5 separate regions of the Homo sapiens genome follow, and all the other regions are linked to region 3. Evidence: chromatin loops called from intact Hi-C (ENCODE). Cell type or tissue: gastrocnemius medialis. All regions are shown on one strand. Each heading gives the region's core, and the rest is flanking DNA. Links, peaks and the distances in the headings are about the cores only. Region 1 overlaps LINC02937 (long intergenic non-protein coding RNA 2937). Region 2 has its middle 76 kb from the start of LINC02957. Region 3 overlaps AUH (AU RNA binding methylglutaconyl-CoA hydratase). Region 4 holds the start of LOC124902208 (a long non-coding RNA gene). Region 5 overlaps LOC100129316 (a long non-coding RNA gene).

Region 1 (6,084 bases), core at 817-4,816, 200 kb before region 3:
AGAGAGCACCTGAGGGTACAGTAAGCATTCTATAAGTGTTTCTTTGAATTATTATGGTGCTTGCATCATTATTTCATACTCACTGTAGGGAGTTTCTCATCTGCCTCTCAAACTGTGTTCCACCTTATCTGTTCTGGTGGGTAGAAGGCAAAGCACCTGGCCCCGTTACAGTTATAGCTGAACCATGACCAATGAGTCTGAGCATTGGATGGCATGAACATCGGAGATCCTCTCCTGTGAATCTCAAGTGACCCTCCTTGCCCCTCCCCAACTCTCCCACTGCGGGATTTTCCCAGGACAGAATCTCAGAATGAGCTGGCTCTACAGGCACTCACAGATGCACCCTTACCTTGACCTGCAGGCCTGAAGCCGACCCAGCCCACAGGCAGCATTCCGAGCTGACACATCAAGAAGCTCCAGATGCCTCCCCGACCTTCACAAATGTGAAACAAGATGAAGGTGTTGACAGGGCTGGTCTGTAGAAATAGTATTTTGTTATTACTGAAATGTTAGAGTGTAAAATAGAATGTTCTGTTCCTCTCTAGCCACAATGTCCCATTGATTAGGGGTCCCCAGTCCCTGGACCATGAACCACTATCGGCCCATGGTTTGTTGGGGGCTGGGCCACACAGCAAGAGGTGAGTGGCGGGTGAGTGAGCATTACCGCATGAGCTCTGCCTCCTGTCAGATCAGTGGTGGCATTAGATTTTCATAGGAGCACAAACCCTACTGTGAACTGAGCATGAGCGGGATCTAGGTTGTGCACTCCTTATGAGAATCATCTAACTAATGCCTGATGATCTGAGGTGGAACAGTTTCATCCCAAAACCATTTCCCCTACCCCCATCCATGGAAAAACTGTTTTCCACAAAACCGGTCCCAGGCGCCAAAAAGGTTGGGGACCGCTGCTGTGGCACTGCCATTTCTCAAGCTACCTAGAAGCTAGTTTGAACAGTGTGTGTATTTAAAGTAAATTTCATTTGGGACATTTTATTACAGAAGCTTATTATCTCTTTTTAAAGGAATCTTTCTTCTCAGGATCTTAAGGCATCTTATATCCATTGAAAAGGCCTCCTGTACCATGACAGCTTCTTCAAAGGACACCCTAGATAATAGCACAGGAATCCCAGGGAGATGAAATACCCTGAGATCCACAGACTTCCCTGAGATGGGGAGTCCTGTTTCCTCCTCTACCAAGCTGCTAACCAGTGGCCAAGTCAGATTAAGCTGTATTTCCTCCCAACCCCCCCACCCCCAATCTGCAGTGGAGGAGGTTTTAAGCAGGCAGTGGTTAAATCCTGGAAGGAGAAATTAGAGGAAATGAAAAGACTCTCCCAACTTGGATGAGAAAGTGGTGGAGTGACAGGGTGGGCAAGACCCCAGCAAGCTGTCCGGGGCCAGGCCCATCCAGGAGTCCGGTGTGTTTCAGTGTCTGCCCAGGCCTCCTGTCTAGGAAGCTTTCCTGCCAGGTTCAGAAAATGAAGAACATAAACCACAGGACCCTATTTTATGGGTAGAAATAATGTCAATGAGGGCAAATGGAGAAGAGTGAGGCAACAGCCACATCCGTCCAGGAAGGATGCCTGGGACACAGGTGGTTCTGCCAAAGAGCCAGAAGGATGGAAGGAAATCTCAAAATTCAGATGAGAAGCCAGACAGTAGGAAAGCCAAAAAAGCACAATCTAATAATTTAGAAAATGAAAGAGGAGGAGGGCTGTTAAAGATATTCTCTGCTCCTTCGTAACATCTCAGCTCCTCTCTTCCTATGTAGAAATAAACGCTCACTGCAAAAGGCAATGATTTGCTTAGAAAAAATTCATTTAAAATGTCTTGCAATTATTGACACTGTCATCAGATCTTGGCAGTAGCAGCTTATTATTACCTCCTATGTATGTTTGCCGGGAGAAGAGTCTCATTGTTTAGGAGGGAGAAATAAAGCAAAAGTCCAAGGGTATTGTGCTTGAAATACATGCCTAGAGATATGGAGTTGATTGCCCCAGAAAAAAAAGGAAGCCTATGTGTATATTATTATTCACCTCGGTAGCCCGAATCCTCTATTTCTCTCTCTCTCTCTCTCTCTCTCTCTCTCTCTCTCTCTCTCATACAGTTGAGCTCAGCTGGGCAGCCATCCAAGTGATTCATATTAAATTCTAGCTATATTCAGCACAAAAGTCATCTAGCATCAGAGGATCAAAGTTACATCAACTAACAAGCACTGGGGGATTGATAAGCTGCTAAAATTAGGTCATTGCATAGCAGCAGCCTTTGATGGATGAAGTGAAATTTAGCCGCGGGTTTGCTATTTAAAGATCTGTTACAGCACCCTTTCCTGTAGCCACAATGAACACACAACAAAGTATCATGTGTCTGATTAAATGTTTAATCATCGCTGTTGAGCTTGCCGACTGTGGCAAAGATTCAGTTTCCTTAAGAGTGCATTCAGCTCTTGGGCCAAGCCAGTACCTGCATTTTAATTCCCACATCCAGAGCCTTACAACAGGGCCCATTTCTCCCTCCTCAGGATGAATTCTGTAAAGTTAGTTTAATCGTTTTTAAAAGCATTTGGTCACACAGTTCCACCTCTAAGTCCCTGTCAGTTCAGTGTTTCAAAACTCTTCGTCAGCGTCACACACACACACACACACACACACACACACACACACACACGGCTCCAGACTGCCCAGTGGATGCAGCAACTGGTCTGGTGAGCGCATTTCTGTTTCTTGCTCATTCCCTCAATTTCAGAATCACACACCTGTCCAAAATGGCTCACGTCTCTCTCTTCTTTGGGACTGTTTTTGTTTCCAGATGGGTTAAGGTGGGGATTTGACTTCATTTGGTTTAGGTTTTGGCTGTGGCTGAGGCCCCAGGCATGTGGCAGTCACCAGTTCTGATTTCATAACTCCCATGGCCAGGCCAGGAGCCACACAGGAAGCCGGAAGGGGCCTCGGGTCAGTGTGTCCTGTCCCAGCAGCACGGGGTGGGGGACTGTGTGCCCCCAGGTGTCCTATCCACCCCTCAGCTCCAAAGGGCATGTGGACATGCGTCAGGTCCCCTGAGGCCATCTACAAACACCAGATGGACTGTTGAGCTTCCCAGGCTCAGAACCTAAGAACCCGCAACTGGAAGGAAAAGGCAGCAGAAGATGAGAAAAACGGTCAGGGAGGAAAGAAAACACTTTAACCCAAACAAAGTTTAAAATAAAATAAAGAGTGGTGAACACTCAGCTGGGAGAGGAGAGGAGGCCTCTGTGGGCAAAGGGAAATGCTGCTGAGAGGCAGCTAAGCCTGAGTCTGGAAGACTGGAGGGAGGCAGCTCCAGGGTGAGCACCTGGAGTGCACAAGGCTCTGGAAGGGGAGGGCAAGGGGTATCACCCTCCCCAGAGCCCCAGGGAAGCCTGATTCATCAGTACACCCAGGAAGGGGCTGGCTGCAGCGATAGCCCCCTGCCCAGTTGTCCCAGATGAACCCTGGGCTTGGAAACAGTCCAGGGACACTGGCAGACTGAGAGCCACCGGAGAGGGTCACCCCGTCCCCCTCCTGCCTGTAGGGGCACACAGGTTTCCCACTAACCCTCAGTCCCAGTTGACCAATTACCAGATAAGAAGATTGGATCCTCCTATCCTTACAGACACAAGGACACAGGTGGGAATGGCTTTTCATATGCAAATTCCATGCCATTTGCTTCCTATTCCAGCCAAACAGTTGTGCAGAAGATAAAACGAATCAGGGAGTGCTCCAGGGAGTGCTCCCGGCTCTCAGGAGTACTGTAGGGAGTGGAGACAGGAAGGAAGCCATGACAGGGAAGGTGACAATATTGGCCCGGTGCTCTAGATGCAGTTCTGCAGGCGCTCACTGAAGAGACTGCTGGAGAAGGCAGGAGGATGTGCTCGCGGTTTCCTGTGATGTGGTGAGGGCAGGTGGAGCTTCAGCACCCAGAGGCTGGAGGGAGATCCTTAGGTGGCCCAGGTGACGCAGGAGCCTGGGCTTTCACTCAGATTCAGACCAGAGAGACAAAGTAGGAAACTTGATTTTAAACCTGGGAGTGGCTGAGTGCCTTGTTCTTGGCTATGTTTCAGTGTGATCTTACACATAGCTACCCAGCACATCTGTCTGTCTTCGTTTATGTTCCTTCAGAAGCCAACCCTAAAATAACATCCAAGGGCAGGCAGCAAATTTGGGAAGTTATCTCTGGGAGCACTGTAGGGAGTGGAGACAGGAAGAGAGACAGGACAGGGAAGGTGACAGTAAAACAGCTGCCCCATGGACAACTAGAGCCTAATCCCTCTTGGGAACTCCAGGTTCCAGTCCCATGAAGGAAGGTAGCTGGAGTGTGTGAGCCACTCCCATAGCCACTGGTGGAACACTGCTGGGTGCAGGTAGGGCATTACTTCTCTGGCATTCCAACCTGCTGAATCTTCAGGAAAATCAGGCTCTAATGGCCAGAAAAAGATGCTGGAGGGTGGCAGTTTACAGGCATGCACTTTCACAGTAGTAGGATGGGGCTAGGAGCTGAAGAGCATGTACACAGCACTTGCTACAACATCCAAGATTTTATTTTCAAGAGATGCTTTCTGAAAGCTTAGAGTTGAGCCCTATGTCATGGGAGATAGGAACAAAAAAACCTCATTAGAGTCACAAGTTGTTTTCAAGGTTAATTCAAAGGGTCACGTCTATTCATGTTCAAAATCCCAGCCATGTGTATCTTTACACACAGTAGATGCTCAGATCATCCACCTAGGTGATGAGATGTATCCCGGGCATGTGGGCACTTCAACCAGAGGCCTATCCTTGAGGCCAGTAAGTTACTGCACGTACATTACACCAGTATGATGCTGTCATTATTAATCACCTTCATCTATGTCATTTAAATTGTATCAGGATGGTGTTGTAGGTCATGTTGGCTGATTTTATTTTCCAAAGACAATGATGTTGGTATGAGCCATCCCACAAGCTCTCTGTATCGTGTGATGCTAACCTTCTCTCAAGAGGTGGGATCTATGTTCCCTCCTGTTATGAGCTGAATTGTATTCCCCCAAAATTCATATGTTGAAGCCCTAACCCCCAGTATCTCAGAATGTGACTGCCTTTGGAGACAGGGTCTCTAAAGAGATAAGTAAGGCTAAATATGGTCCTTAAGGTAGGCCCTAACCCAATATGACAGTGTCCTTATTACAAGAGGAGATTAGAACACAGACAGACACAGAGGGATGACCACATGAAGACACAGGGAGAAGACAGCATCCACAAGCCAAGGAGACAGGCTTCAGGAGAAACCAACCCTGTTGACACCTTTATCTCAGACTTCTACTCTCAAAACTGTAAGAAAATTAATTTCTGTTGTTTAAGCCATCCAGTCTATAGTACTTTGTCATGGCAGCCCTAGTACACTGCTGTACCTCTCCCTCGAGCCTGGGCAGAACTTTATAAGTATCTTAACTAACAGAATGCAGTGGGGATGATACTGTATAACTTCCAAAGCTAAATGGGGAGTTGTGGAAAAGCCATAGAGTTTACACCTGGTTTTCTGTCTCTCATGGATGCTTGCTGGAACCCCAGCTAGCTGACATCGAGTGACAGCACGGGGAAGAACTGAGGCCCCCAAGCCAACAGCCAGCTCCAATCACCAGACACATAACATGAGTAAGGCTAGAGGGTATGCAAGCCCCCAGCCTCAGTGTCTTTCAGTTGAATTCCCGTCTGAATTCCCAACCCACTGAATTCATGCACATAAAAAACAATTGTTGCATGCCACCATATTTTGGGGTAATTTATCATGGAGTCATGGTAACCAGAGTAGTCTTAGACAGCAAATAGTGCACACTTCAATTTTCCAATGAGAAAACTGAGATGAAGAAAAACTCAATGATCTTCCAAGGCCAAACAACTAGAAAGTGGCAAAATGAAAGGAATTTTGCTAGAATGAATAATTATGAAATGCAAATTACAAGGAAGGTAACACACTAAGCCACTGGGGGCACAAAGATGGCCTTGGGGAAAGCCCCCTTGCCTATGCAACTATGAGCCCACATGCCATGAGCCTTTTCTCCTAAGAACTATGTAAGTAGATCTGTTGGATAAGTTC
Region 2 (6,084 bases), core at 1,049-5,048, 380 kb before region 3:
AGCACCTCAATTTGAGGATCTTTTAAAAATGCTTTTTTACTGTCTGTGTGAAACTGAGCAAGTTGCTCAACCTCTCTGAGCTTTGGTTTCCTCTTCTGCACAAGATATTGATGATGATAATAATAATACTGACCTTCTATAATATTTGCACATCACTTTGCCTCTATAAGTAATAACTCTTAGCAGCCACCATTTTTCCATGGCCTTTTGCAATGCGCAGGGTGTGAAATCTTCCTAGACAGAAGCCCGATATGGATTCTTCAGGACATGGGTTCTGTATAACCAAAGCACCCAGATATGTGAGGGTAGGACTTAGTGGCCAGATGACCTGAGCCTCCTACTGTGCCTTCCGTACCACCTGAGCCACAGTTACCGCATGTGCGTAGTTCACTGTGGGGGTATGAAACCAGCCATGTCACAGCCATCTGTGGCATGCACCTGTAATCCCAGCTATTCAGGAGGCTGAGGCAGGAGAATCGCTTGAACCCAAGAGGCAGAGGTTGCAGTCAGCCAAGATTGTGCCATTGCACTCCAGCCTGGGTGACAAAGCAACAGAGCGAGACTCCATCTCAAAAACAAACAAACAAACAAAAAGTCAGTGTTGATGACAGTTGATGACTGTCCTCCCTGCATAGGGTGCCCCTTCACTTGTAGCTATTTACCCTTCAGGAGTTGTGCTAGAAAGGCATGAGCTCTTTCTACCACGGAGGGCAGGCACTGCCCTGGGCCTGGAGTGTGGACTCCCACCTGGAACAGCCTCTGAGTGCCCAGCCCATGGTGACCCTGATTCTGGCAATGCCCTACAGTTACATGGCCCAGCCCAGGGGTCCCTGTGGATGGAGAGCCGTTTGCCACCCCCAGGTCCATCCTGGGAAGCCGGGGCTGTGTGAGTGTCCCTAGTACTTCAGCCTTGTTCTTATGTGATCTGCACGGAACCCGCTCCAGGCTTGCCATCACCCCCAGATGGCTGAGGACCACCTGTTCTCCTCAGCCAGGGCCAGGGCTGAGGTGAGAGAAGGGGACACTGGGGCGTAGCTTAAGGACACTCACTTGCCTCACCTGGCCTGGGCCTGCCATAGGGATCAACCCAGCCATGTGCTTTCTGCCCAGGAAGCCACACTGAGGAAAGAGACTGGAGGCAACCCAGCCTGGGTGCTCGTCCTTTGTTGCCCATACAATGGGCTTTCAGCTTCAGCCCTCTGTCGACCTCGCAGGGTGGGCTTAATGTGCTGTGCAGTAGGGTGAGACCCTCCGAGGCCGGAGTCTCTCCCCTGCCCCAAGACCATTTCAGCCTCTGCCGTGTTCTTGCATGGGTATTGTCAGTGGAAGAGAGAAAGCATTCCATGGTTGGTGACTTCTGGAAACCTCTGTGGACTTGCATTCCCTCCGTTGGAATGAAGCATCTTCAGGATGCACAGAATTTCGGCAGCACGGAAACCTGCTTGTGCTCATTTCTCCCGGCATGTCCTCCACGTCTTTGACTCCTCACAAGGCGGCTGTACAGGCACTTTCCCATGCCAGGCCTCACTGTTGGCCTGGCATGGGCTCCCACTCAGCCCGTGCTGTTCCAGCGAGTCCTTCCTGGGGCCTGAAACCTTAGCCCATGGCTCCTTCCCCACATAGTTTTCCCTCTTTCTATGGCTGACGACCTCTCCCTCGGGCCCCAGAACATGACGTCCCCACTACTTTGAGGCTGCCAAGCTCTCGGGAAACGGGTCGCTCTGTTCCTCTCTTGGGCCTCCCACAGCCCTGGAACAGTCTGGGTGCCCTGGGAGGGACCCAGCCAGCCTCTCCTTGCTGGCTGGACTGTGTCCAAGCATTGTGCTCCATGCATCCCCTCCTGGACAGCCTTGGCTGCCGTGCTCATCAGCGCTTCTACCAGGGCAGTAAAGGAGAAGGACAGCAGGCAGAGCTGCACTCTCTGCATTGGCCCCCAACTCCTAATGCCGGCATGAGTTGGCTTGGCCAAAATGAATTGTTTGGATGATTTTTCTGTATTTGAAGAGCCAAGGAAAAAGTTTCCATTTTGTGTCTGTGTGTGTGTCCGTATATACGTCTGCATGTATGTCTGCGTGTATGTCTGTATGTGTGTCTGTGTGTCTAAGTGTCCCTTTATGGGTCTGTGTGTGTATGTACATGTGTATGTCCATGTCTATGTGTATCTGCGTGTATCTGTGTGTCTGTATGTACATGTGTGTCTGTATGAGTCTGTGTGTCTGCATGTATCTGTGTCTGTGTGTCTATATATACATGTGTGTCTTATGAGTCTGTGTCTGCATGTATCTGTATCTGTGTGTCTGTGTGTCTTACATACATGTGTGTCTGTATGAGTCTGTGTATCTGTATGTATCTATGTGTCTGTATGCCCATGTGTATCTTATGAGTCTGTGTGTCTGCATGTGTCTGTGTGTCTGTGTGTCTGTATGTACATGTATGGCTGTATGAGTCTGTGTATCTATGTACCTGTGTGTCTGTGTGTCTGTATGTACATGTGTATCTGTATGAGTCTTTGTATCTGTATGTATCTGTGTGTCTGTTTATATGTACATGTGTGTCTGTATGAGTCTGTGTATCTGTGTGTATCTGGGTATCTGTGTGTCTGTGTGTACTTGTGTGTCTTATGAGTCTGTGTGTCTGCATGTATCTGTGTGTCTGTATGTACATGTGTGTCTTATGAGTCTGTGTGTCTGCATGTATCTGTATGTCTGTGTGTGTCTGCATGTGTTGTGTCTCAGCGCACAAACCCGCAGCACACAGAGCTGGCCCTGCCCATCCACTGACACAGGAAACCTGAGCCTCGAAAGCAGCCCATGGCGCACCTCAGTGCTGGTGCACTCACCCTCTTCAGCCTCCTGGTTCTTCCACGGAGCCCAGCTCTGGAGCAGCAGAGCTCAGGGACACTGTGTTCCTCCTGTCCTCACATGCTGCAGCCCACCACCTTGCCAAGCTGTGTCTGGGCACGTTTCTGGAACCTGGCTTGGCTCCAGCACTGGCCCTGCCAGCTCTGTGCAGACAAGCTCCCAGGAGACGCCCTGGGATTTCACAATGAGCCTCGTGTGCCCAGTCTACCCCTGCCCCCCAGCTGCTGTCCGCTGCACCTTCCTTTGGTTTCCAGACCAGGTCAAGACATGGGATGAGCCTGCTCAGAAGGGATGAGCCTGCTCAGAAGCCCTGGGCCACACACAAGCCCTGGCCAGCCACAGTCGGTGCCCTATGCTCAAAGAGCCACAGCGCTCTTGACCCAGCTCCACATTGCTGGCCGCAGGCACTTCATTTCTTGTAAATTAACCCTTCTTTCTCTCTGGAAACTTCAAAAACTTCTCTTTACCTTTGAAGTTCCAAAATAAATCTTTTTAAAATGCATTCTGCCATGCGTTGGTGGGCCCTTTTAAATAGGACTGGCTATCTGGTCTGCAGAACCTGGTGCTAAACTAAAATGTGGAAGTCCTGTTCAAAAAGCAAGAAAAAGGCATAACAATACTAAAATATACAGCTTTTTCCTCTCTTCCAGAGTCTCTTTCTTGATGTGCTGCATTTTTCATGTTATTTAATGTCATTCCAAGTTAAAATTTTAAAGTATTAGCATGAATTTTATCATTTGTGCAATGCTAGTTTTAAATGCAAATACAAAAGTGTTTAACTCACATGAGGAATCACTGAAATTATGGTTTGTGTTATGTGGCTCGAGCATGCATGTGTATTTCATTTCTACCATAACAGCGACAATGCTGCTGAAAAGTAGCTCAACTGTTTGTATTTTACTTCTTGCTACATGCACGTGCGCCAGCACCCTCTTATCTTCAGCTGACTAATGAGGGAGAAAGCACTGAAGGACAGGAACTCTGGGTTGCCCTGTCCTCATCTTTCCTCGTATGTCATCATTTTCAAAGTTCGTGGTTGTCGAATACTGGAAGTAGCCCAGGTAAGAAGGGATGGGATAGGATGCCTTCATTGTTCTGTTTCTTAGAAGGCCTTTGCCTTCTTTAGGCATTTGAAACAAGTTCTGGTTCCAACAGATCGTGTGTGGCTTTGTACGGCTTCCATATGCCCCTCCTTCTGTGGTAGAGCACGATTACCTTCTACTCGCCTTCAGTGTCGCTGAACTGCACCGGAATCCACTGGAATTCTGTATGCATGGGCCTTGGGAGCGTGAATGGAGCAGCAAGGAACGGGGACACATATATCACCTGTGTCTCTGCACATGCACACGGTTTGTGGCTCCGTCGGACTTCACTTACAAAACCCAAGTTCAAAGATCAAATTATGAAGCATTTCAAGATGGCAACAGATGAGAATCAGACAAGCATAGAGTCCTTCTGAGCTTAGAGCCTTACGTGACCACAAGGGCCACATATCCAGGAAGCTGGCCCTGCTTTTGAACTGGAAAAGTTCTGATCAATTTTCTTCTATCAGTTATTTAATTATTTTCCTCCCTCAAGTCTCTCTGTTCTCTCCTCCTGGAACTCCTAGTAAATACATAAAGAAACGTCTAGCTCCCGCTCGTGTCAATTGTCTCTTACTTGGATTTCTTTGTCCCCATGAATGACATTCTACAAGAACCCCTTGGTCTTTCAGTTCACTAATTTATTCTTCAATCACGTCTGTTTTGCTAGGTTTCATTAACAATCATCTTTTAAATTTCAAAGTTTTATAGTTCTTTTTTGTAACAGCCTCTTCTTGTTTCAAGGATAGTTTACATTCTCTAATCTTCTCAAACATGTTAAATATGATCACCTTTAAAACTTTAAACTGCTGTGTTTAGCTGTTTCCTTGAGCAGGGAGAGTTCCGTTTGTTGAAGTTGAATGCCACTGTTTCGTAGCATTCATTTTGCTGACATGTTTGACAGCTCTCATCTATCTGATTATCTTCCTCTTTGAGAATCCCTGACCAGTCATGTTTCTCCCTGCTCAAGTGAAATAAAGGCCTCAAATAGATCAGTGGTTTTCAACTCTTTTTAGCATAGATAAATGTTGTAAAATAAAATTTTATTTGTGGAAATACAGTGTGTAAATCCACAGTGGAAAGGCAATAATTGAGGCAGAGATGCCCTGCAACCCTAGAGGTGCCCGCTTGGACCCTTGGTGTTCCCTCTGCAGCCTCACCACACAGTGGGCCTTCTCTGTGATTGCTGGGCTGAGCGATCCTGGATCCTCACAGCCCATGTCTCAACAGTTAATGAACCAGGTGATCTGCACATGTATTTCAAGCTCCTGTATTATCCCTGATGAGGATATCTAGATTTGAACTTCTTTGAAATTCCTTCCTAAATATTTATTTTGTCATGTTTCTACATATGGAAGGGTCCTCATGGCAGATAGACTCACAGGGACTTACACACTACCACACTCTTTAATGGGAACAGACCTCCTATTACTGACTTCTTGACAAAGTCTTGAAAAAGAATGAAAATGAGGATGCAAGTCACCAGGGAAGGCAGAGGAATATTTCTTTTATTTAAGCGGACTTGCTGATTTCAAAAGAACCATTTCCAGAAAAGACTGGGCTAAGCTCCAATCTTGGCCTCCGTATATAATGCAAAAGTAGATGCTATAAACTAGTAAATTCATGGCATTCGATCATAAAAAAGAAGAAGAGATGCATTTTCTGTTAGACCCTGAGGCTGTACTTTCCCAACCGCTGTGTAGAGCAAACACCAGGTGGGGAGATGGCTTTGTGGACATGCAATCCAGTTTCTAATCCAGAAATAGGTCAGAGCACCAATGTGAAAATACCTGTTGTTTTTAAATAGGTCTGTGTGTCTCAGTGTGTGTGTGTGTGTGTGTGTGTGTGTGTGTGTGTTTTCCTTAAGGGCACTTGAGATGCCGCAAAGAAATGAGGAAGTGGAAGTTTTGAATTGGTTTTTCTTCTTTTGTCTAGGGATGATTTTTTTTTAAGAGTTTCTAAGAGGTAATTGAGTTTCTTCCTCAGGAACAGTCAGTTTTTCATGAATCAAATGTATCAGTAATAATTTTTTAAATGCTGGATTATAACTTTTGAAAGTTTGCAAGTTGGGAGCATATTTCCTTGGCTCTGCGACATTCCCTCCTCTTCCTGGGGTTCTCTCCTCCTAGGACCCTGGGACC
Region 3 (6,084 bases), core at 933-4,932:
AGATGCCCTGAGAACCTGCTCACAAGCATGCCTGGAAAGGGGTCAGCCAGTCACAGAACTAAAAGCTCAACTTGCTTGAATCCAGAAATTGAGTATTATTTTAATACAACTTTTGTAAATTATGACATACAGATTTCATTTTCATAACCAGTTCAAAAAGTGACTGGTTTTATTAGTTATTCTGAAAAGCAGAACTCTATTAATTTTATTTCTGACTATGGGAATGTGAAGCAAGGCTGGCCAATGTTAATATATAACAGAAAGTGGATTTTAAAAAGGTAATATCGGCCGGGCGCTGTGGCTCACGCCTGTAATCCCAGCACTTTGGGAGGCCGAGGTGGGAGGATCACCTGAGGTCAGGAGTTCAAGACCAGCCTGGCCAACATGGTGAAACCTCATCTCTACAAAAATACAAAAATTAGCCAGGCATGATGGCGGGTGCCTGTAATCCAAGCTACTCAAAGAGGCTGAGGCAGGAGAATCGCGTAAACCCAGGAGGCAGAGATTGCAGTGAGCCAAGATCGTGCCATTGCACTCCAGCCTGGGTGACAGAGTGAGACTGTCTCAAAAAACAAACAAACAAACAAAAACAATAAAAAGGTACTATCCCCCAAAATCTCTCTCTTCCATTCTGATATGTAAAATCCCCCAGAGGCTCACTCCTTGACTCCTTTTAAAATATACAAATTTGCTGAAGTACACTGAGTTTTATTCATAAATAAAGGAATTCATCACTTATTGAAGATCAAGTCTGAAAAGGCCAGGAAGGAGCACATATACACAGCTGCCGCCTGAAGCACTCCCAGAAGAGCAGGCGTGGAAGGGGCTTTTGCACAGGCAGTATTTCACTATCTGTACCTGTCTGAACATTTAGGGGTTGGGGGTGGGGAGGGACTTGAAAGGACAGGACAAATTCAAAATGTGCTTTCCAGAACACTTAGTGAAAAAAATAACAGCTATGTCAGGGTTTGCAGTCTGGAAATGAGTTTAATGTGCAAACAATATCTAGTGAATTTTATCTGGAAAAAAGAAAAGAAAAATCAATAAAAATATAAAACAGCAAGTTAAACTGAGTCCTTCCCAAGGTCATCCTGAGCTACTACAAGTAGAATGTAATGACTTTGGTTACCGACTCTCAACTCCTCTTCCTTCCTAAAAACCTGTCTAGAGATCATTTATTTCTAGACCTCCTCAACCTACTATCTCTCCAACCTCAAGTCTCACCCGTCAGAAGCCTTCCTTAGGCCTTGCTAAGGCCCTCCAGCTCACCTCCTTTACAGACCAGCTTCTAAGAGGAGTAGAGTAAACCCATGCCACCATACCCATTCACCTCCAAACAAGCAAGACCATTCTTGTTCCAGTTACCAATGACATTATAAGATTGTCCTATAGCCAGTGGACAATATTCAGTACCTATTAAATGTACTGCCTCAAAAGATCAGAGACATCCATCCTGGACACTCCCTCCTTGTATTCCTCCCTTCACTGCCTGCTGGGTCCCTCATTTTTCCTGCCTTTCCATCTACCTCTGGTAATTTCTCAGCCTTCTTCCCCTCTCAATAAAAGCTCTTCCCAGGAGATCTCATTCTCATCCACAACTTTTACCACCTATACTACCACCAATGATTTCCAGATCTCTACCTCAAACCCAAACAGCCCCCTGCCTGTTGGACATACCCACTTAAATACTTCATGTGTCCAAACCATTTCTTCTCAATCCTTCTTCTAGGCTGTATTTCAGTTAGTAGCACCTCCATTCATCAAGTTACTCAAGACACTCAGAAGTCATCCCAGATGTCCTCCTTGCCAATGCCCTTTTCTACCACCCAAGTTCTGGGTCCCATCATTTCTCACCAGCAGGAAGTACCTAATTAATCTCCTTCACCTGCAATCTGCCACCCTTCTATGCATCTTCTACCTTTCCTGTAGGGTAATCTTTCTAAAATGTAAACACAGTCATGCTATTCCCCTATTTAAAACTGTTCAATGATTTATTCTACCTTCAGGATAGAAATGGTGTAAACATTTAGCATGGCACAGGAAGGCACCTGGAACTAAGTTCTGCACACCTGCCTAATCTCTTCCAAAACCTCAGATATTCTGTTCCAGCCCCAAACTACTTAAAACAGCTCCAAAAGTCTCCATTCAAGACTCAATATCTGTATACAAGGTGCAGCTCTGCCTAGAATGCCTAGCTAGCCCCTACTTGTCTGTCGAGGCTCAAATGTCCCTTCCTCTATGCTTACATGGCACTCTGTGCATAACCTTTTCTATCAGAACATTCATTACCATACAGCCCATATGAAACAAAAATTAACATCACATCAATGCTACTCAATAACGTTCTTACTAATCTGGGACAAACCTCACGGTTTTTCACTGCCTCTTCCTCCTTTATTATATTAATCCTGGTATTTTGCCTACTTTTCTTTTTTTTATTAACTTCTTTTGTTTAATAAAGAAATAAACATATGCAGTCCTATGGAGCTAAAGAAAAGAAAAATTGCCAAGAGTTCTAAGATGGAGAGAGCAGAAGCAGAGAAAGAGTGGGTGCTCCCTCCCTGCTACGTAAGTGCTGAAGTCACTCAGCAAGTAGCTGCTGGAGGCCGTGATATTATGAAATACATATTTGGTCTTCATCCCTGTTTCCAGACACACAGCTCTTAAAACCCTTGGAATCTCTGGAGTGATAAATGCATCTTTCTTATTTCTCCAATAAGTTTATACTTTTTGGAATTAATAAAAACTATTTTTAAGTCTAATAGGAATTTGAGCCAGGTACAGTGACTCATGCCTGTAATCCCAGCATTCTGGGAGGCCAAGGACGAACGATTGCCTGTGCCCAGGAATTCAAGACCAGCCTGGGAAACATGGTGAGACCTCGTCTTGATTTTTTAAGAAAGAATTTGAGAAATTATGTTTCTAAAGAGGATGAAAATTGTGTGCCCTTGAGAAGCTTAACAATTCCAGGGCTTGTTTCCTTTTGTGCAGGCCCACACCAGGGTCACTGCAAAAAGAGCCAGCCTAGGTGCCAAGAGACATACCAGAGGTGAGGACCAGGGCCTGCAGATGGAAGACAGGAGCTCCAAGAGCAAGTCTCAGGCACCATATGCCTTACAATTTGTAAGAAATACGTAACACAAAATGATGAGAAATTTGGGTTCCACATACAAAAAGAACAAGAAAAATGGGATACTAATTCTCATATTATTAAATAGGTTAAGCACTGGAACTTTAAATTATTAATTAACATAAATTAGCCTTGTAGAAAGCTGTCTATAAAATGTTTCTAACTAAAGAATTAAGTAAAACAGCTTAATTCGTATTCAATGGGTAATTAAATATTAGTCATTTTACAATATTATAAATTCTAAGGCTATACATCATCCTAATTATTCCCTAAAAGATGTCTGTCGTAGTAAATTTTATCCAGGAAAGTATGCATCATCTCAAAGCACATGCCAGTCTGATATATGTGGTTTCTTTACATCTAGTATTTCTTCTACTTGGGAGCACTTAATAATCAAAGAGGGGGCCGGGTGCAGTGTGGCTCATGCCTGTAATCCCAGCACTTTGGGAGTCCAAGGCAGGTGGATCATTTAAGGTCAGGAGTTGGCGACCAGCCTGGCCAACATGGTGAAACCCCATCTCTACTAAAAATACAAAAATTGGCTCACGCCTGTAATCCCAGCACTTTGGGAGGCTGAGGCAGACAGATCACCTGAGGCCAGGAGTTTGAGACCAGCCTGACCAACATAGAGAAACCCCATCTCTACTAAAAATACAAAATTAGCTGGGCGTGGTGGTACATGACTGTAATCCCAGCTACTCAAGAGGCTGAGGCAGGAGAATCGCTTGAACCCAGGAAGTGGAAGTTGCAGTGAGCTGAGATCGCGCCATTGCACTCCAGCCTGGGCAACAAGAGTGAAACTCCATCTCAAAAAAACAAACGAACAAACAAACAAAAAAATTAGCCAGACATGGTGGTGCGTGCCTGTAATCCCAGCTACTGGGAAGGTGAGGCAGGGGAATTGCTTGAACCCTGGAGGCAGAGGTTGCAGTGAGCTGAGATCGTGCCACTGCATTCCAGCCTGGGCAACAAAGTGAGACTCTGTCTCAAAAAAAAGGAAAAAAAATGTTAATAATCATAGCAGGAACTCAATAAAATACACCTTTAGAAAGGTAGATTATGAATTTCAAAGATCTAAAGGAATAGCAAAATGACAGTTGTATATAAGCACAAATAAATGAAACAGGAACTGCGAATCCAACGAGCAATGGCTATTCCCAACAGCAAGAGGAAGAAATTATGACTCAGTATGTTATGCAACCAATAGGATCAGATACTATTTTCAGTTTCGTACCAGGAAATGAGCCAGGTATGACAAAGAAGATAATAATCCTTTGAAATGCTCCTAAAAATATAATTAAAGCAAACAATTAAACAGTTTGCTATTTTAAGAGGGAAAAAAGCAACTGTAAGGCAGGCCCCTGGTTCACTTCAGTAGTCTGTAGGACCTGCAGCCTACGATAATTAGACTCAAGGGACTATGAAAGTGGGGAAAATTAAAGTATCTACTTTCGATTCTCAGATAAATACAACACATAATGTAGGTTATTTGATGCTTCTAGAAAAATATGAACAATTTGATTATTAAAGGAAAATGTTAGTGTCAGACGCATGATTTTTTTTTTTGAAACGGAGTCTCTTGCTCTGTCGCCCAGGCTAGAGTGCAGTGGCGCAATCTCGGCTCACTGCAAGCTCCTCCTCCCGGGTTCACACCATTCTCCTGCCTCAGTCTCCCGAGTAGCTGGGACTACTGGTGCCCGCCACTACGCCCAGCTAATTTTTTGTGTTTTTAGTAGAGACAGGGTTTCACCGTGTTAGCCAGGATGGTCTCAATCTGACCTCGTGATCCACCCGCCTCGGCCTCCCAAAGTGCTGGGATTACAGGCGTAAGCCACTGCGCCCAGCCCCACAGGATTTTTAAATTTGGTTTTGCTTGAAGAATAGTGTTCCTACAGAAAGCAGTGAAATCAAGCATTTCAAGGGAAAGGCCCTATGTAGCATTATGCTGGAAGTCTGAATACTAAAATCTTTCAAGAAGAATAGAAATAAAATCTAAGTTAACTGAAAATTACAATAAATACCTAATTATCTTTCATTTTGGCTAAAACTTTACCTTCATCCTAATGTATATTCTCCCATTCCCATCACTGAGGTTTAAAAAAAATCACAATAACAAAACAAGCCCTGAGTGAGGCCTGCAGGCTGGCTGGGCTGTTGCTCCCTGGAGGCCCACACCAGGGTCATTGCTGCAAACATAATACCACAGGTGAGAGATGGGAGTTCAAAGTGAGAAGTCTCAGGCACCACAGACCTTAAAAGGAACACATATCCAAAAGCCAAAAGTAACAGTATTTAAATATGACACTTCGATTCTAGCACTAGGTTAAAATCTAAATGAAATGGAAAAATTCTACAAGTTGTTGTGAAGAAAAACTAACAGATGAAGAGCAGCAACATTCCTTACAGAAAGGGTCATTATACCAAGAACAAATTGCTGGAAGCTAGCATTCCCTCTCACATGCTTTTTTATACAAGCCTGTCATAGTAATTTCAGGCTGTATGGATTCACACAGAAAAGAGGACTAAATTTACTTTTTTACTAGGAAAAAAAGAGAAAAACTGCCTAGAAACAGCATAAAATAAGTAATCAATCCTCGATTTAGCTAAAACCAAAGGCATGTGGGCAACATGGAATAGGGTCCAACTCCTCCCTAATACTGCGAGTGATGCAGAGTAAGACCATGAGTGGCAACAGCATGAGGACAGCCTCACTGCAGTGCTGCAGATTTTATACTCAATGATGAAGGCAGAAAGTACCTTCCTTAACTCTTAACAGCACCTTGTACCTAAAGCTTATAGGAAATATATAACACAAAATGACAAGAAATTTGGGTTCCACATACAAAAAGAACAAGAAAAATGGGATACTAATATTCTCAAATCATTAAATAGGTTAAGCACTGGTACTTTAAATTATTAATTAACAAATTAGCATTGTAGAAAGCCGTCTACAA
Region 4 (6,084 bases), core at 759-4,758, 110 kb before region 3:
TCAAAGACCATCAAAGCTTCATTGGCCTGTTCCATTTAATTTGTGAAGCATTATGTCCCTTTTTCCCCCTTTTTTCTTTTTTGAGACAAGGTCTCGCTGTGTCACCCAGACTGGAAGGCAATGGTGCCATCATATCTCACTGAAGTCTCAACCTCCTGGGTTCAAATGATCCTCCCGCCTCAACCTCCCAAGTAGCTAGGACTGCAGGCATGAGCCACCATGCCCAGTCACTGTGTATGTGCTTTTTATTCCTTTTAAAAATTTCATTTTCTCTAAAGATGATGCATTTAGGAACTGGACTTATTGATGGCATCTTTTAAAATTATTTTGAAATATTCAAAAATCTTTGATTCACTGATGTGCTTTTGGTCTGAAGAAGGGGCTGTGAGATTCATCCTGCTAGGTCAGAAAGACACATGGCATTTCCCCACTGTCTTCCTCAGTGTCACCCGCTGGAAGCAAGGGTGTCCAGACCACACTGCAGCTTCCTCGGGAACCTGGGGCTTTTCTTGGCAATATCTAGTGATGTCTGCCTTTAAAAAGAATATGCATGGGCATAGGTTGCGGGGCAGGGGTGGGGGCTTCAGTCCCAACTCAGCCCTTGAGAAACGTAATGAACATAATTCCCCCCACCCCCCAGCCCCTTTTACAAACAGGTCACATTAAGTTAATTTACCAGCTAACACAAGACCATTTGATGGCCGGGCAGTTTCCCATGGGACTGAAAAGGCAGGAGCTGCCAACACTTTCTCTAGGCCCCTCAGTGCCCCAGTGACATCTGCCCAGACCTCGCAGGCACCTCGGCCTTGTCCTTTTTGATGACTGCAGAGAGTTGGTGGTTCCTAGAGCCCAAGGTGGAGGTAACCCTCTGAGACACTGCCTGGCTCTGGAGCCCCTCCCAGCCCCTGGGCAGCTCTCTTCCTCCTTTCTGTCCTCAGATATGTCACCATCCCCAACCCAGGAGAAATCACTCTTCTCCACATTGTGTGTGTGTGTGTGTGTGTGTGTGTGTGTGTGTGTGTGTGTACGCGCGCATGCGTGCACATCTGTGCTTCCTGGGAGCATAGGAAGTAGGAACCAGGATTTGTTTCCATTCTTTTGAGACAGCATTCCCATGGAGGTTAAAATACAGTAAATGCTGAATGGAGAAAGTTTCTAATCCCCAGAATCGCAAATCCTATTGGTGGGCAAATTGTTTTAAAAGAGCTGTTTGGAGTTGAGGCGCACCTGCAAAATTAAACACACCAGGGTGAGAAAGGCTTTCTGGGGGCGGATCTGCAGGACTTGATTTTGCTGAGTTTAATGCCACTCATTTCACTTTCTGTTGGCCAGAGCCCGTTTCCCCTGCTTGAAGGCACAGAACCTTGCTGGGAGCCAGGCAAGCTCTCTGGACGGGATGGGCAGCCCCAGGGCCAGCCATCCCAAGTCTAGGGCTTGCTGGGGCCTAGACTTTTGACCTCCAAAGGGTACGGAGTCTGGGGACCACTCTGCACACCATCCTCCATCCAGAGAGAGGGGCCATTTCCATCCTCATTCGGTTTCCCATATTCAGGGGAACTCCTCTCCAAGAAGAAACAAGGGCTCAGTTCCATTTCTGACTTCTCTCTAGGTCAGCACGTGCGGTCACTTCACAGAAAAATGGTGTGGATGTGCCAGACTGGGGACAAAGGCCCTCTGTTGTCCCCATTACCTGTGGTTTCCTGCCACAAAGGCTACACCAAGTACCTTATAAAGAAGGGCTGAGCGCTTCATGGATTTACTCAAAACCCAGCGCTCTGGGCTACTATGACCCCAGCCACCAACAGGTGTTGAGACTCCCCTGAGGCCCCGCCAAAACTGGCTGGGGTTTCCTCTCCACCTCAGTGCCACCCCTGTCTCCAAGCCCATACTCCCAGGCATCTCTCAATCACTACCTCTACAAGACCCCAGGGTCTGGGTAATGGGGGCTGGCAGAGCCTGGACTCATTCCTGCAATGACGTCGGATACCAGCGGCACCCATTCCCTCTCCAAAGCTCATGTCCACAAGGGCAAACGATAGCATCCCCCTCCACCCCGGCAGTAAGCAGCAGCGAGTCTCACCAATTTGAGAGTCTCTAGAACAACAGATGGTAATTTGTTGACACAAAGATTTAAGGGGACTCAATTACAGTCCCACTGAAAAAGCTCTCTCTAAAATAAGAAAGTATACAGATTCCTCAGCTCGCAGAAATTGCTGACAGCTTTGTTTTCAACCCTCCAGGAGTAAAAAGAAGCTGACAACTTATTTTTGCAGGTTATGCTCATTCAAGTCTATTTTTAGATCTTGTTCCTAAATAAGTACACCAGAATAGCATTCAGTTTGAAAATCACCATCTGTTCAGAGCAATGAGCTTGGCCTCGCTGGGCTGGGTATACCTGGCCCATGGCAAGGTGGCAGTCCCCTTGTGGACTGAACCGAGGGGGCAGTTTCAGGTCTCCAAGTGGTGTTTGAAGAATGCACTAAAAACAGTCACAGGCAGTTGGCATTTTAAATGCCCATTAAACAACTATTAATATATTTTATTTATAAGCTGAGAACCACACAAAAAATGCCCTTGGCTTTTTAAAAAGAAGTTCAAATAATCCCTTGTATTTAAATAGATTTCTTATAAAAAGGCGATCCAGCCTAAGTTTGGTAGTTAAGATAAAAATTAACCTATGGAAAAGAAAGCCAGCTCAGAACGCTATAAAAAGGCCCCTTCCCCCCCCCCCTTTCTTCCGGTGTATGGTGGCCCTCCCCTCCCTCTGCAGCCACTTGGTAGTGACTCACGCTTTTCTTTGGAAATGCAGTTGCTGCGTGAAACACAACGTGAGAATGGGAATCTGACATATGAGTAACCCGGCCGAGAGGCACCTCTTGGAAATGACACTGGGCCTTGGCTAGAATTACGCACAGGCCCTGGGAGGGCTGCGGCTCGTAGGCCCGTAGGGGGCAGGGTGAGGGCGGAGGTCCTGGCGCCCCCAGGCCTGACCCGCCCGCACCGCTGGGCTATTTTTAGCGTCCACTAAACTTAGCCGACTCCACCCTCTTGAATAACCCACATCTTAAAATGCTATTTTTCTCCAACAGGTCAAAAGAATTCTGCGAGTTAGAGCGCAGATTAAGTTGCTAGCGACGGGCATTGAAGGTTTTAGAACCGAGAAAATGAGCCGGTGGCGGGGAGCGCGTCCTCAGCGGCCAGGCCCGGCACGGGGCTCGGGCACTCGGGGACACACGGTGGTCGTCGCTGTGTCTCAGCAGGACCCTGTGCGCTGGAGAGCTTGGGGCCGCGAGTCGCGCAGCAAGGAGGCTTCTGGCTTCTCTATTTTTAGCCTCTGAACGTTTTCCAAAATAATTACCAAAAGGAAATACACACGCACACATGGACCTAACACACAAAACGTCCTTCTGCGGGAAGCCAGCACTAGGAAAGAAAAAAAAAAAAATCCGAAGTGAAATTATGACACAGGGTTTTGTAACCCGCGGTGGCGCGCTTCTGAAACCCGAGCCCGGCAGCGGCTTCTTATCTGCACCGCGTTCCAGGAAGCAGCCGGCGTTTCGGCCGCGCAAGGGCAGCCGCCGCACGTAGGCAGCGTCCCCCAGCCCGGGACCCGCAGGAATGCGAGGGGCAAGACAGATCGCCGGAGGAGCAGGGGTCAGAAGTCAGTGTTTAACCACTCACTGGCTTTCGGTGAAGCCAGAATGTTAGCAGCGAGTCGCGGTCGGGGGCCTTGGGGTTGCACACGCTTGCTCCAAGCACCGAGGCTCAGCTGAGCACATGCACAACCCTCTCGATGCAGCGGAAAGTCGTGTGGCTTAGGGCCGCACCCCGAATTTCGCCGCACCCGCCGCTGTGCCATTTACAACCCCCCACCCCGCCACTGCTGTCACGTAGCAATCAAGAGTAAAGGTTATCACAAAGTCTGTTCTTCGAAGGAAAGAGTTGGAATCAAGGACTTCGGACGGGAGGAAGTTGGTAAGTTACCGCTTCCTCCCTCCTGTTTTCCTCTCCTTGTTTAACTTCTCACAAGAACATGTGGCAGCGCTGCAGGTTAACTCATCTTACATAACTTCGGGGCCGTGTCAACTGTTCAGAAGAAAGAAAAACAAGTATTCTCTTCTGTAGAAGTTGTATTTAGAAACAGGCTCTGTTGTTTAGGACAAGTTCACTTGTGTTGCCTGATCACTTGCAGCAGAAAATCTTAGAACTGCTCCTCAAGCAACAAAAAGTAGGGGCTCCCATTTCCATCTTTCTTTCTTTTCTTTTTCTTTCTCTCTCTCTCCTTCCCTCCCTCCCTCCTTCCTCTCTCTCTCTTTCTTTCTTTCTGATGGAGGCTTGCTCTGTCGCCCAGCTGCAGTGCAGTAGCACGATCTCAGCTCACTGCAACCTCCGCCTCCCGGGTTCAAGCGATTCCCCTGCCTTAGCCTCCCGAGTAGCTGGGACTACAGGTGCGCACCACCACGCCCAGCTAATTTTTTGTATGTTAGTAGAGATGGGGTTTCACTATGTTGGCCAGGATGGTCTCGATCTCCTAACTGCGTGATCCGCCTGCCTCGGCCTCCCAAAGTGCTGGGATTACAGGTGTGAGCCACTGTGCCCAGCCGGGCTCCCATTTTTCTGAATATGAACTTCAAAATAGTTTGAGGAGCCCAACATGAGAGTAACTGGACAATTGTCTTCCTCTGAGAAAACAAAATGACAAACAACCAACATGAATCAAATGATGACTTGGTATTTCATTAAACACAACTCTTACAGCACCAGGAAGACAGTAGCCCATTTTGTGCCAAGCGTATTTACTCAGTTGGTGGCAATAGGGGTTTGGAGAATCTTGCATTGTGGTTTGCTGGGGTCCACAAGCCACACATCGGGTGTCTGGCCATCCTGCATGTCCAAAGGTGAACAAAGAAATGCACTAATAACCTAGAGACACAGGGACAAGAACAAGCCCAGTAATACCCATGTAGCCGTCTGCTAGAATTGAAAGCCAGGTATGGTGGGCTTCTACCCCACCCCAATCACGACGTCCTAATGAGGGCTACCAACTACCAATTACCACACCTCCCCCCTGGCCTAGGGCCCTCATCCTCCCCAAACATCTCTGAGCAGAGTGGCAATTAAGAGCACCCTGCTCTGTGGCTGGGAGCCTGGGAGCTGCCAGGGGCCATATCCTCCTACCACAGGGGAAGCTGGATAGCAGAGGAGATGGGGAGATGGGAGAAGAAAGACTGAGTTCCCAGAGTCCTGAGACAGCAGTCCAGTGGCTCCCTGGCTGGGCACAGGGAGTCCCTTTTCCTGACTCGTTCAGTTCAAGCTGGGTCTGTTACTTGCCTCCAGAAGAGTTTTGATACAGGTGTTGGCACCTTCTCAATGCCCTGTCTCCATGGTTGACCCACTTCCCTGACAGTGCCTTGAGCTCCTCCCCTGATCTGGGCTGGTCCAGGCCCTTGCTGGGGGACGCCACGTGCTAGGGTAGACCAGAAGTCCCTTCTTGGAAGCCCTACTTCCTGTGGTTCTTAGATGCCATGTGGCTGACATCTGGAGAGAGGGTGGACTATGGACTCCCTCCCCACATGAAATCTATGAAAGGCCAAATAAGGTTTAAGAGGTCTGTTCTCAGCCCCTGACAACCTCCAGGACTCTCTAAGACTGCACGAACAAAAATGAAGTAGTGCATGGACCAATGAGGTGATAAGACCCCAGCGGAAAAATTTTCTCCAATATTCCTCTAGGAAAGAGTCCTAGCAGCAAGAACATTGGTCACGAGATTGGCCAAGGGATCAATCAACTCTCTAGTCCCTTCCCGTGATGTGAAATGCGGTGTGGGCTGGAGCCCTTGTATGCTTTGCCCCCAGTAGGCGGTTGCCTCCCTCACTGGGCACTGAGGCCATAGGCCGCTTTGTTCTGCAGAGCCACGCCTGGCCTCTAGAGGAATGGATGTGACCTAGAGATCTGGACTCAGAGCTGGGCAGAACCCTGGGGTGATGCTTACTGAGCAGGATGCCCAGGTTTGTGACTGTGTCTATGAGAGGCCTTAAGGCATGTAGGGGTCATCTGGGGGAAAGGACGGCTGACTGAGTCAAG
Region 5 (6,084 bases), core at 969-4,968, 240 kb before region 3:
TGGCACTTCTTCAGCCTGGTCACCGACTAACTATGCAAAATACAGCTAATAACAAACAGCCCCAAAGTCTCAGTGGCTTAACACAACAAAGCTTTATTTCTTGTTCTCTTACAAAGGATGTGAACAAGATGTCCAACAAAGGATGTTTATCAGCTTAAGCCTAGAAGATCCTAACAACTACACAGAGATTTATATCAAATGAGATTCATTGTAGCATTACTTATAACAGTATAATTTTAACAACACTCTAAATGTCAAAACATAAGAGATGACCAAATAAGTTATGACCCATGGTATAATACTATAATAAATATCTTACAAAAAATAGAAGTGATATGTTGAAGATATCTAGCAGCAATGGAGAAATTCTCACAATAAAATACTGAGGAAAAAAGGCAGAATATTAAACAATTCATACAGTAAAATCACATTATTTATTTATTTAAAACAATTGACTAAATGCAAAGGAAAAATAAAGCCCAAACACCTCAGCATTAGTAATGATCATGGTAGTGAAGCAACACAAGATTAGTGATCAAAAGGCTGAAGGTGGCTGTCAGGGAGTTTGTAAAATGAAGTATTGATGATGAGCTTGAATGATGCTATTTCATGTTAATATAGAAAAAAATAAGTAAAGACTATTTTCCCAAACCATGCAAGCAGCAAGTGGGAATGAGTCATGACTGGTTATGGGGAATTTTTTCATTGAGCAAGCATACCCACGACTTTCAAAATCGTAGCATGGGGCATTGGGCCAATGTGTTTGTTTATTTTCCTTTGTTTTCTCTGACAGCAACCCTAATCTCAGGTTACAGTTTGGCTGGCCATAGTTAAAGGGAAATAGAGATGAAGTGATGAAACATGCAGGGGGATTCAAAGAGCATTCTCGTGGCTTGCTAACCTTAAAATCAAGTGTTGAGGTGTGGATTATTAGATATGCCATATAACAGCACAGACAACTTGAACTTGCCATCCTCAGAGGTTTGAGAAATACGCCAAACCATCTGACTGCCCATAAACATTGTGTACTTAGGAAGGGTGTTGGCTTGCAGAAAAAAATAGGAATGTTTTGAAATTATCAGGGCCCATTCCAGGAAAAAACAGGGGAGTGGAGGATCACTGTGGTTTCAGAAATGGCCATCGGACTGATCAAAGAACTTTCACATCTCAGCAACAAATAGAGTTCCAACAAATCCAACTGTTTCTTCTCTGGGGAAGTCCTTCAGGCTAAGGACTTCCTTTCTCGTCTTTGTGGGTTTTTCCAGAGGCGATCACGTGAAAGTTCATGTCTCAGCACAGTTTGGGCTGGAATGACTCCCATATAGATGCTGATAAACCTTTTTCCAGAGGCTACAAATTCTGTTGTGTGACATCCACAGCTCCTGAATGTCACCAACTAGGAGGTTACTCAGATTCTCTTCCACTGCAGGAGTGACAATTGATAACTCACTGTGAGTGCAAAGTAATACTGCTAATTTTTAAGACAAGGATGACAATGTTTTATAGGATAACTCCCTGAGGATATTTGAGAGAGGAGTAAGCAAAAAGAATTGAGGAGTATAAGGAGCCAGTTGGAATCATTTTTTAGACTCAGGACATAGCAAATTAATCATTTGGAGCATCTGTCATTTGTTATTCATTTAGCAAATTTTTATGTAGCACCTACTGTGTGCATTGTTCTGGCCACTGGCAACAATGTGGATCCTACATCCATAAAAGCTACCATCTAACAGAGGATGTGGATATTTACAAACTAGAGTAATGAAAGAGGAAGTTATTGGGGGATCTGGGCAAGGAGGCAACCTTGAGCTGAACCCTTAAGGAGCAAGAGCAAAAAGCAACTCTAGAAGTCTGTGGACATGGGCTCAAACAGTCTGTCCCTGGTTCGTGGAAGAAGTTGATGGGTTGTGAACAGGTTACTTAGGAACTAGGAAGTCAATGTTAGAATATCGCTAAGATGGGCAATACTTCAGAGATTCCCCACAGAAGCTCAGAGGGAGTCTTAGGGGAAACCTCGCTCTGCCTCACGTTCATTAGCTAATTCTTCTAATCCACTCAGTTGAGTGGTGGTTTCTATCAAGTGTGTCAGTTTGGTCCTTTGGAAAGCAGACACCAAGACAGAGTTTGAAGTGCAAAAGATTTATTGGAAGTAACACCTAAGATATGCGGAGAGAAAGCAAGATATCCAGAGAAAGAAAACCTTCACACCATGGTGCAGGCTGACACCTCTAACAGGTGAGAGTGAAGGAAAAAAGATGGGGTAGGAGAGCCTCAGCTGGTGGTGCAGCCAAGAGAAAGTCTTCGCCAGGCCCACAGGAAGCTCCAGCACAGAGAGAACATAGAGAAGCCCTACAGTGGGCAGAGATGTCCAGGCCTTGTTGCCCTGTCATCTTCAGGCATTGGTTGAGGGCTGCCTAAGAAAAATACAGCCTCAGCTTAAATGCTGCAAGGGCTCCTGAAGGTGTCACAGCTGGAGGCTGTCAGCTACGTGTGCTCCTCACAGCCCAACAGCATGTCTTTCCTGAAGGAAGAGCCAAATGTCATTTATCCATGGCTGCAACACACAGCCACATGGCTTGGTAGCAGTAGAGGTGAGACTAGGCCATCACTTGCACAATTTCAGGGAGGAGCTAATTCAGGAAAACACATTGGAGATATTTTTACCTTTCGTCTATAGCTGTCTGCTTAGGAACAAAAGGAAAGGCAGTTTCTTGCATGACTCAGCTTTTAGCTTAATTTTTCCCTTTGACAGAGTAATTGGGGTCCCAAGTTTTTATTTTCCTTTCACACCTGCTTACAGAAACTTTGGGTTCCCTGAGTTCAGGCTTCCTCTCCTGCGGTCGATGCACATGCAGGCATCACCTGACCCTCTTCACATTGCCCTGGGGGATCTGGGGCTCAGGGAACCAGCACAAAAGTGCAGCTACCTTGGCTACTCTTACTGCTGTCAGTAAAAAACTGTCCTTTGTCTCTGACCCAGGAATCTCCTATCTTCTGCCAGCACCAGTGAAAATGATTGCTAGCTTGCAAGAAGGGTAAAATCTCAGAGCCTTCACGGTTCTTTCAAATTCAAACGTACTGGGAGAGAAAACATGCACGTATAAGAATACCAAGATGGAGAAGACGCAATAAGCTTCTCAGCAAGATAACCAGAGTATAAATGGGGTAGGAAAATTTCTGTCCCTAAGGAGACCAGGTTCCAAGAAGCGGGGGCCACCCCCACTGGACCTCTCTCCCTCTTCCAGGTTCAAGTCCCCACTTCCCAAGTCAGAGTGAGAGAAATAATAAGATGGGGGAAGCAATGACTGCCTTGACGACCTGGCTATAAATAGCCAATATTTATGTTAAATAATAAGAGTGAAAATAAATAGCTGTCACAGGATCTCATTTCTGGAGTTATTTATAGGCTTCATATGACAACCTAATGAGATGGATCACATTTTAATGCTGCGAAGCTTTTGGTCATAAGATAGTCTATCACAAAGGTCAACATTTCCCTGGAGGGAATCTGGCACCTCAGGAACCAGCAGAGCACGGGTGGTTCTTAATAAGCACTTCTGGGTGCTCTTACGGAGCCCAATTTCCAAAACATCAGTGGAAGATGAACCAAGGAACGCATCCGGCACCCCCACTTAGCAGCAGCCGCTACCCAGTGGCCCTGCCATGGGATATCAGTTCTCCATGCTGATACAGGGCAGTCCCTGTGGGCGGTGCAGCCCACAGATCCTCCACAGTATCACTCTAGCAGGTTCTAGGGTGATTTTTTTCACACTTGGTTTTTAGCATTGGTGTGCCAAGGATTCCATCATGAAGTTCCAATCGGGAAGTGCTGAAGCCAGCAGTCCTTCCTCGCAGACACGCTCCTCCCCGCAGCATCTCCCACAGCACTGACTGCTCTTCCGCTGGCCTATCTGCTGGAGGCACGGGTCCCTCAGTCTAATCCTTCCAAATTGCTTTTCTATTCCCTAAAATGGGCCCTGGGGTGGAGGGGTAAAGTAAGGGTCTACACTGAAAAGGCCTCTTCTTGCAGTTGTGTGGAGGAAGGACCGCCTTCGGAAGAGGCTAGGAATCTTAGTAACCAGTACTTGGCCCCCAAAAGCAGAAAAGCAAGTAACAACAACATTTGCCTAACTCTTAATAATGTATCATGTTTTTCATAGGCTTGCCTTTTAACAAATATCATGTATTTTAGACACTTGTTAATTAATTTTTTAAATTGTTAGATAATTGTAGATTCACATGCAGTTACTTTTACCCAGTTTTCCCAGTGGTAACATCTTGGCAAAACTAGAATACGATTTCACCGCCAGGTATTGACATTGATGCAACCCATGTGTCATGTTCAGATTGCCCAGTTATATATGCACAAGGACTCATCTGTGTGTATGTGTTTGTGTGTGTGTGTTCGTGTGTGTGTGTGTGTTTAGTTCTATACGATCTTCTCACATATACATTGGTGTATTCACCCCCACAGTCAAGATACCAAACATACTGAACATTTTCATCACCCAAAGGATCCCTCCTGCTGTCCTTTCATGGCCACATCCACCACTGCCCTCCCCGACAATTAACTTAGTAATATTTTATTTTAGGAATAATAAAGTATTGGTGAGCTGTAAACTGGTACAGCCACTCCGAAAAACAGTTTAGTCATTTCTCATAAAACTAAATATGCAACGCCCGTACAGTTGTGTTCTTGAGCATTTATCCCGGAGAAATGAAAACTTACATTCACACAAAAACTTGCACCATGAATGTTCATGGCAGCTTTATTTGTAGTAGTCAAAAATGTGTAATCGTCAACCCAGATGTCCTTCAGCTCACAGGTGAATGGTTAAACACTGTGTGCACACCCAGACTGTGGAACACCACTCAGCCATTAGACGGAATGGACTGTTGATACATAAAACTTGGATGAATCTCCAGAGAATTATGCTGAGTGAAAAAAGCCAATCCCAAAAGGTTCCACACTGTATGATGCCATTTACACATCATTCTTGAAGTGACAATATTTTGGAAATGGACAGACTGCTTTCAAGTGCTCCTTATCACGGCCTTGGGGCAGGAGGCAGCATTTGCTGGTATGGTGATCAGTAGTGAACCCATAATGAAGGCTGGGTCAACAAAAGCATTGCATTTGCCCCCTTAGCCTGTTTCCTCCCCATCACTCATTTGTATCTGCCCTGGGTAAAACACTCAATGGCACACAAAGAAATCTGAGATCCAGCCACGGCAGTTAGTATTACATGATGAACCTGGGTCACACATGATGTAACTGGGATTATCTTTCCAGAACCCTCTTCCATGTAGAGAGTTGGCCAAAAGAGGGGTTCTGCCTGAGATTTGCAAAATGGAAGTGAAGCAGCAGCTTGTACCCTGAAGGTTGTCATGGCCTCTACAGTGACAAGCAAACACAGAGCTGCCCTCCCTCCTCTGGGCCTGACCCTTCCCACTGACCACAAGAGGCCCCAGGCCCAGCAGCAGACATTGAGCCTGGACTTTATGCTAGAGGTGGTGGCAGTCCATAGACCCCACCTACTCCCCTTTGTGCCCCATGGCCCATGCTCTGACTTGCCTTTCTTGCCACAGGCCAGGGATTCAGGAAGGCTGGTTGATGCCTTTTCTCAGATTCTCCAACACCCCTTGTACTTTTCTGCCCAGCTCCCCCATGGTCCTGCAGGGTCTAACCACTGGAAAGAATCCCTCATCTGCACCATGCATCTTGCTTCTGCTCTCCTGCTGGGACCCTGCCCTGCAAAGCTCACCAGGAAGATAGCTCCCCACAACAGCCAGCAGTCCACAGAACCATGGCGGGACAGGAGGCATGAACTCCAGGAATCACCAGGGCTGACCTTCTGGCAGAGAGGAGACAAGTTCCGATTGGAAGTGAGGAGGAGTTCTGAGTAGGGGCAAGGAGGGAATAACATACAGGGTTTGAGACTATTTTATTCACCCGTTCACTCAGCAGACTTTCCTGGGACCTGCTGTGTCCCTGCTCACACCAAGTCCTCACCCTCTGGTGGGGTCAGGAGTCAAGAGATGGTGCTGGGCCAGGCTGGCACCAAAGGCTGGCTTCCCACCACC

What was found. A loop is a pair of places that touch in the nucleus more often than their neighbours do. Peaks named below come from ENCODE experiments on the same cell type or tissue, not always from the same donor. Only the 100,000 strongest peaks of a DNase experiment are listed, where the experiment ranks them.
Region 1: a loop joins it to region 3, with 6 times the contacts of the local background. A loop is called at or near these places in 4 of 110 quality-filtered maps.
Region 2: a loop joins it to region 3, with 3 times the contacts of the local background. A loop is called at or near these places in 3 of 110 quality-filtered maps.
Region 4: a loop joins it to region 3, with 2.4 times the contacts of the local background. A loop is called at or near these places in 16 of 110 quality-filtered maps.
Region 5: it touches region 3 in a loop (2.3-fold over the local background); 2 of 110 quality-filtered maps call a loop at or near these places.

Annotation. Positions count from the first base shown.
Region 1 is chr9:91,098,073-91,104,156 of GRCh38, forward strand. LINC02937 (long intergenic non-protein coding RNA 2937) reads right to left here. Exons shown (of 6, transcript NR_184105.1): 4 at 3,597-4,594; 5 at 350-476. Among named protein-coding and RNA genes, the nearest start is that of LINC00484, 18 kb to the right of the region's middle. In gastrocnemius medialis, for the core only: no CTCF peak of the experiment used is centred there; DNase peaks (open chromatin) are centred at 2,249, 2,979, 3,889, 4,317 and 1 weaker place; H3K27ac peaks cover 3,708 bases.
Region 2 is chr9:90,918,363-90,924,446 of GRCh38, forward strand. No RefSeq gene overlaps it. Among named protein-coding and RNA genes, the nearest start is that of LINC02957, 76 kb to the right of the region's middle. RefSeq lists a silencer at 2,972-3,134 and an enhancer at 5,823-5,872. In gastrocnemius medialis, for the core only: no CTCF peak of the experiment used is centred there; DNase peaks (open chromatin) are centred at 1,659 and 2,939; H3K4me3 peaks cover 883 bases; H3K27ac peaks cover 2,679 bases.
Region 3 is chr9:91,298,651-91,304,734 of GRCh38, forward strand. All of the region lies in intron 4 of AUH (AU RNA binding methylglutaconyl-CoA hydratase), which reads right to left. Among named protein-coding and RNA genes, the nearest start is that of AUH, 60 kb to the right of the region's middle. In gastrocnemius medialis, for the core only: no CTCF peak of the experiment used is centred there; DNase peaks (open chromatin) are centred at 2,591 and 4,752; H3K4me3 peaks cover 361 bases; H3K27ac peaks cover 4,000 bases.
Region 4 is chr9:91,190,289-91,196,372 of GRCh38, forward strand. LOC124902208 (a long non-coding RNA gene) reads left to right here and starts at 2,734. Exons shown (of 2, transcript XR_007061660.1): 1 at 2,734-2,828; 2 at 3,090-6,084. RefSeq lists enhancers at 1,543-1,712, 2,679-2,973, 3,392-3,651, 3,555-4,422, 5,379-5,673. In gastrocnemius medialis, for the core only: CTCF peaks have their summits at 2,983 (motif pointing right) and 3,183; DNase peaks (open chromatin) are centred at 1,932, 2,377, 2,853, 3,503 and 1 weaker place; H3K4me3 peaks cover 2,490 bases; H3K27ac peaks cover 4,000 bases.
Region 5 is chr9:91,059,909-91,065,992 of GRCh38, forward strand. LOC100129316 (a long non-coding RNA gene) reads right to left here. Exons shown (of 4, transcript NR_033912.1): 4 at 3,386-6,084. Among named protein-coding and RNA genes, the nearest start is that of LINC00484, 56 kb to the right of the region's middle. In gastrocnemius medialis, for the core only: no CTCF peak of the experiment used is centred there; DNase peaks (open chromatin) are centred at 1,003 and 2,533; H3K27ac peaks cover 3,210 bases.